Regions from separate parts of the Homo sapiens genome. Here region 2 is linked to region 1. Evidence: chromatin contacts called from ENCODE Hi-C or POLR2A ChIA-PET data. All regions are on one chromosome and are shown on one strand. The core of a region is the stretch at or near the end of the contact, and the rest is flanking DNA. Distances in the headings are between cores, read along the strand shown.

Region 1 (3,324 bases), core at 515-3,014:
GGAAAAGACATGGTAGTCTACATACTTCTACCAAGATGAAGATGACCAAGATGTTCTTGAAAATCCAAAAGTCTAGAAGACCACTGGATGTCTTTTTTTTTGAGATGGAGTCTTGCTCTGTCGCCCAGGCTGGAGTGCAGTGGCACGATCTCGGCTCACTGCAAGCTCCGCCTCCCAGGTTCATGCCATTCTCCTGCCCCAGCCTCCTGAGTAGCTGGGGCTACAGGGGCCCGCCACCACGCCCGGCTAATTTTTCGTACTTTTAGTAGAGCTGGGGTTTCACCACGTTAGCCAGGATGGTCTCGGTTTCCTGACCTCGTGATCCGCCCGCCTCGGCCTCCCAAAGTGCTGGGATTACAGGCGTGAGCCACCGCACCTGGCCGAGGTCTTTTACTGTGTATGTTACTTTTCTTTACATTCAGAGTAGAGATGCAACTATTTTATTAAGCAAAGAATTGGCTGCATAAACGTCCACTGAAGGCACAAAAGCTAAATAGCTACCCACCAATAATCTCATTCAGTGAGAAAACTAGTCCAATCAGAGACCCAAGGAGTGGCTTCCAGTCACATTTGTACCTTTCCTTAAAGAACATTCTTCCTGTCCTTTTAGTTACATATGTTTATGTTTACATATTGCCAAAAAAAAAAAAAAAGCCAAGGTTTGGTGGAAATGGCTAAAGTAAGCTGTACTTTATTCACTCATAATAGGAAATAACAATTTCATATACTGAGCCCTGAGTTCAAGTTCACTTTTTTTTTTTTTTGAGAGGGGGGTCTGGGTATGTTGCCTAGGCAGATCTTGAACTTTTGGGCTCACGTGATCCTCCCACCTCCGCCTGCAGGGTCGTTGGGACTATAGGTGCATGTCACCATGCCAGGCTCTCAAGTTCACTTGAGATAAAGAATACCCAACACTGTGTAAGCATAGACTCCTGTCCAAAAGTGGTGGTGAAGCGTGAAGGGGGCTGTCCTATGGTGGTGGTGTAGAGAAGGGGTATGAAAGAAAGTGCCAGTGACCTTACATTTGATCCTTTCCAATGGTAGTAGTGGGGTGGGGGGGTATGAAACAGAGTCAGTGACCTTGCAATTATCCTGTCCACTGGCATTGGGGAGGTAGGGGGTGTTATTGACCCTTGACCTCACAATGGATCCCGTCCAACGGTGGTGGTGGGGGGACATGAAATGCAATCAGTCACTTAATCTTGTGCGGGAAGGAGGGGAAAGGAACCACGAAAAAGAGAATCAGCGAACTAACAATCCAGTCCAAAGGTGTTCCAAAGGTGTTCTCTTGGGAGTCAGGCAGGGAGGTGGGGGTGGGGCTGGGCCACGAAACAGAGTCAGTCTAGTTAGGCTGTAAAATCTAAGTGTCAGGATGCAGCGAACGGCAAGTCCTCCTCCCGGAAAAGGCGCCTGCGGTTGAGAAGGGTCTTGAGCAGCGCGGAGGATCGGATTCCGGGCTCCTGGCCTCTTCCCGGTCCGCGGGCACCTCGGCTACCTTTCGGCAGCGGAGAACCCAGCCAGAGGCGGAGCTGAAAGCGGCTGCACTTGCTGGGCTGGGCTGAGTCCCATGAGCCAGGGAGGGGGGTCTCTGGCGCCGCGCCCGGACAAAACACAAACGTCACAGAGGCAGCGGCGGCCAATCAGTGGAGGGCGCGCGCGGCCGCGTGCCCCTCGCGCTCCTCGCCTCCCCTCGCGCGCCGCGTACGTGCAGCAACCGACTCCGCCCAGCGAGGCGGAGCCTAGGGAAGCCGCGGGCGGCCCGCCGCTGTCCTGGAGCTGCTGCTGCTGCTGCGGCGGCTGCACCGGCGGCGCCGAGGCCGAGATCGAGGCCGGGGTGCGCGCTTCGCAAACGTGCCCTATCCGTGCGGCTTGGCTGCGCCAGCCCTTGCGGCCACCCGGGCGTCTAGGCGGGTCTGTGCGCCGCCCGGGCGAGGATGCGGCTGTTCCGGTGGCTGCTGAAGCAGCCGGTGCCCAAGCAGATCGAGCGCTACTCGCGCTTTTCGCCGTCGCCGCTCTCCATCAAACAATTCCTGGACTTCGGTGAGTACGGGGCCAAGGGTCCCCATGGGCCCGGGGCCGCCGCCATTCGGGCTGCCACCCCGGATCTCCGCAGCTTCGGGGTAAAGTCTGTGGGAACCGCAGGCGGGGCTAGGGAATATCCGGGGGGCTCTCCTGGGGCTCGGATTTCGGGGCGCGGAGGGGCAGGGCCTGGCCCCCTCGCACCCAGCCTGGGACTTACCCGGAGACACAGAAACGGCGTCTCATTGCAGGACCCTCATCGCAGGCGAGACTCCCCAAACCTGCGGTCGTTAGCTTCAAATCTGCTTGACACAAACCTCACAGCCCTTAAAACTTCAGAACGAGATGTGGGTGGCTTTTTAATGTTTTTATTTTTAGAATTTTTTTTTTTTGGTTGGGTAAGAACTGTTTAGAAATACCTTGAGGTTGAATAAATTATGCAATGGCATTTTGTTCCTTTTCTGCTCTAAGGTGTTGCTGTGTGGCTGGAGTGGCAGGACTCGAACTGTTGTCTTCATCAGGTTATGTTAAATCAGTTAGAGGCCTGGCCTGCAGACGCCTTAGATGCTTGGGAAGAGCGGACGTCTGGGATCCTAGCATCAGAGCAGGGTCTAATACAACTCTGGCTTTAGTGCCAGCACCTTTCGTTTCTCTTCTCCATTGGTGTCCCACCCACATTCTCCCTGTCCGGTGGGCTGGTGGGCGGCTTTCACGGATTGAGGTGGGACCAAAGAAGATTCGGGTTCCCAGCCTGCCTCAGGCCTAGCTGAGATGGGAATAGATTCCACCACCTTCTGTTAACTGAATCATGTTTCCCCAGAAAACGAAGGAGCTGGTTGTGAAACACCTAAAAGTAAAACGCATGCATTGAGGTATCAGAATGGAACTCAGCATCCCTGGAGGAAAATCAAATCCAGCAGCAAAGATGTTCTAAGCTCTCCAGGGGAAATCGTAGGGTGTCTGTTCATTTAATGAATTTTATGTAAATGTCAAGGGTGTCAGTGATAGTGTCAGTTGGGCATAAAAACTAAAGTGCAGAGTAGGTAGAACATTTGAGGAAGACCTGATATGCAAAAAGTGATGTCCATACTTTTTTTTTTTTAAAAGCTAGGATAGGAAGAGAGGAATAGGTTAAAGTTGAGACCAAATTAAAATTTTAGAAGCCAATTTGCCAGAGAATGATGATGAAAGTCAAAGTTCAATGACACGTTGATTTCTGCATCTTCAAACTTCACTCCCAAAAGCTATTGGTAGTTTTACTTACTATCTCGAGAATTGTAGAGGTTTGAGGCAGTTTCTGACTTT
Region 2 (3,324 bases), core at 270-2,769, 220 kb before region 1:
TCCCAGCTACTTGGGAGGCTGAGGCAGGAGAATCGCTTGAACCCAGGAGGTGGAGATTGCAGTGAGCCGAGATCATGCCACTGCACTCCAGCCTAGGCAACAGAGTGAAGACTGTCTCAAAAAAAAAAAAAAAAAAAATTACCATATGATCCAATACTTCCAATCTGAGGTATATACCCCAAAGAATTGAAAACAGGAACTAAAGTTCTGATACATGTTACAACATGAATGAACCTTGAAAATGTTGTGTTAAATGAAACATACCAGATGTAAAAGGACAAATAATATATTATCCACTTATATGAAACATCTGGAATAGGCAAATTCATAGAGGCAGAAGGATAGAGGTTACCAGGGGCTGGGGAGAGAAAGAATGGGAAACTATTGCCTATGCTACAGTTTTTGCTTGGGATGATGAAAAAGCTCTAGAAATAGATAGTGGTGATATTTAAACAACTTTTTTTTTTTTTTTTTTTTGAGATGAAGTCTTACTCTGTTGCCCAGGCTGGAGTGCAGTGGCGCTATCTCGGCTCACTGCAACCTCTGCCTCCAGGGTTCAAGCGATTCTCCCACCTCAGACTCCTGAGTAGCTGGGATTACAGGCACCCTCCATTGTGCCTGGCTAATTTTTGTAGAGACAGGGTTTCACCATGTTGGCCAGGCTGGTCTTGAACTCCTGACCTCAGGTGATCCACCCGCCTTGGCCTCCCAAAGTGCTGGGATTACAGGCGTGAGCCACCGCATCTGATCTAAACAACATTTTAAATATACATAATGCCACAGAATTGTACACTTAAAGTGATTACAATGATATATTTTAGGATATGTACATTTTACCATTTACCAAGAAATATTGTGATATAAATTTACTTATCAAAATCCACCAAGTTATTTTGATCCACGAATAAGTCACATACAATAGGTAGAAAAGCACTGCTAGATTATCTTTAATAACAACCTAGATATTTTAGCCATATGAAGAAAGGTTTAAAAGTTATGAATTGGTACATTGTGAATGGCGCAGCCACGTTTTTTTGAAGTATATTTTGTTAGGCACAAATGATCACATGTTGAATTTATCAGTTGTGATGCTAACTTAAGGGACCCTTAGTGTAGAATGACTGTTCTCTTAGTAAAACATCCTGGCTTGCGTGCAAAAACCTTACATGTCGTTATAATTTGCCACCATACGTGTCAAAATCTGCAAGAAAATTTGAAAATCATCTAAATCACTTAGAATGGTAACAGAACGGAAATTAATCATAATTTTTTAAAGAACAATTGCATAATACGCAAAAATTCCCTATTAACAAGAATATTTGATTGGCTGCTTAAATCTTTATTACCAGAGTTTGTTGTGTTAGGTGCTATTCTCAAGGGGCTGGGGACCCTTGTTCACAGTGATGGGTGCCACCTACTGGATATACTAATATTTTCTCTGACAACATCAGAAATTCTCTTTCAGGACTCTTTTGGAAGCGAGTATTCCCTCCCTTCCCTTCCCCCTATCCCACTCCCACTAGCCCCATGTTAACACAGCTGGAACGGAACACAGAATTCCCATGAGGCTATGACAGGCAGCTTCTGACCTGGATCCCCTGAGTGTGGGCTACACTAGTGACTTGCTTCTAATGAACAGAATAGGACAAAAATGATGGGATGTCCCATCTGAGATTAGGTTACAAAACACCGTGACCTTTTTTTTTTTTTTTTTTTTTTTGAGACATGGTCGTGCTCTGTCGCTGAGTCTGGAGTGCAGTGGCATGGTCACAGCTCACTGCAGCCTCAACCTCCCGGGCTCAAGCCATCCTCCCTAATAGCTGGGACTATAGGCACATGCCACCACTCCCAGCTCATTTTTGTATTTTTTTGTGAAGACAGGGTTTTGCCATGTTGGCCAGGCTGGTCTCAAACTCTGGTCCTCAAGTGATCCGCCCACCTCGGCTTTCCAAAGTGCTGGGATTACAGGCATGAGCTACCACGCCTGGCCAAGACTGTGGCTTCTGTCTTGATTGCAAACTGTCTCTGATGCCTCTTGCGTGCTTGTTCTGAGGAAGCCAGCTACCATGCTGTCAACCACCCCATGCAGAGGTTCACATGGCCAGGAACTGAGAACAGCTTCTGGCCAACAACCAGCAAGAAACTGACGCCCTCAGGGGAACCAAGGCCCTTAGTCCAACAGCTTGTGAGAAACGGAATCTGGCCAACAACCACGTGAGTGAATTTGCAAACAGATCCTTCCCTTGTGAAACCTTTAGATGAGCCAGTAGCCCCGGTGAACATTCTGATTGCAGCCCTGGGAGAGACCCTGATTCCTGCAGCATAGAAACTGTGAGAAAAGAAATGTGTCGTTTTGAGCCATTACGTTTTAGGATAATTTGTTATGCAGCAGTAGGTAACTAATTCAGGGGCCCAAACTAATTCTGATGGATTTTCAAAAGCTTTAGAAGTTTCCTGTTTGAATTTGGCTTCATAAGCCTCAGTAAAAACTTTCTACTGTGCTTGCTCGTTTAGCCTGTTAGACCTTGTGTTCCCAGGGGAAAACTTTTGGACGCTTCTGGGGCCACTCAGTCTGTAGTCCTGCAAAGATGTCACAAAAGGTAAATCTTGATCATATACCATGTGAATGAGTGTTCGAAGGTTAGGTACACTTTCCAGAGGAACATGTATTTTTTTTTTTAATCATTAATTTTCTGTTGCAAGAGTATAACATGAATACACTCTCCTTATGAAAATAAGTACGTTATAAATAGAGTCCTCTTTGACAGTAACTCAATCTAGGTCCCTCTCCTCCCCACCTGTCCCCACCCTCAGTTATGAGTTTGGAGTAAATCTTTCCAGACCTAAAAAAAAAAAATTACATAAACACATGTGTTTGTTTTTGCAACAATGATACTCTCCTTCCATATCATTCACTTTTTTCATTACTCACTTTTTTCCACTCAACCATCTCATTCAGTTTTGAAATCCCTGTTGCTACATGTGGATCTAGTTAATTCTTAGCTATAAAAAAATGAAAACTTATTTTCCCACTGATGACTTATAGGTTGTTTCTAGATTTTCATTTTTTCCACACGATGCTACAGTGAACACCGCCTGCTTGTCCATGTCAGAGTGTCCTTTTCTAGGGAAGACACCTAAGACAGGAAATGTTGGGGAGGGGAGGGGAAATCATGTGAACATTTTAAAGACTTAGACACACTCCCAAATTGCTCACCAAAATGACCGTGCCAATTTATACTTCCTGCAGTAATGAAATTGCCTGTTTGCCCCAATCTTTGCCAAAATGTCATATTTTCCAATCTGGCAGGTGAAAATGATTTC

The links. A loop is a pair of places that touch in the nucleus more often than their neighbours do. ChIA-PET counts read pairs that join two places held with the same protein, here RNA polymerase II (POLR2A). Pooled maps may share reads with other maps.
Region 2: a loop to region 1 is called in a pooled map, with 4 times the contacts of the local background. The contact joins the enhancer-like site here to the promoter of PDK3 in region 1. A Hi-C loop is called at or near these places in 3 of 37 single-sample maps with no recorded cell type and 4 of 50 pooled maps. POLR2A ChIA-PET finds 5 or more read pairs at or near these places in 1 of 52 experiments (T-cell).

Annotation. Positions count from the first base shown.
Region 1 is chrX:24,463,522-24,466,845 of GRCh38, forward strand. PDK3 (pyruvate dehydrogenase kinase 3) reads left to right here and starts at 1,765. Exons shown (of 11, transcript NM_005391.5): 1 at 1,765-2,040. The coding sequence starts at 1,935. RefSeq lists a silencer at 1,506-1,825.
Region 2 is chrX:24,240,837-24,244,160 of GRCh38, forward strand. No RefSeq gene overlaps it. Among named protein-coding and RNA genes, the nearest start is that of SUPT20HL2, 72 kb to the right of the region's middle. RefSeq lists an enhancer at 1,895-1,974. Within about 2 kb of position 1,520, at least 6 of the 41 ENCODE cell types and tissues checked have a DNase peak (open chromatin) inside an H3K27ac peak, as active enhancers do.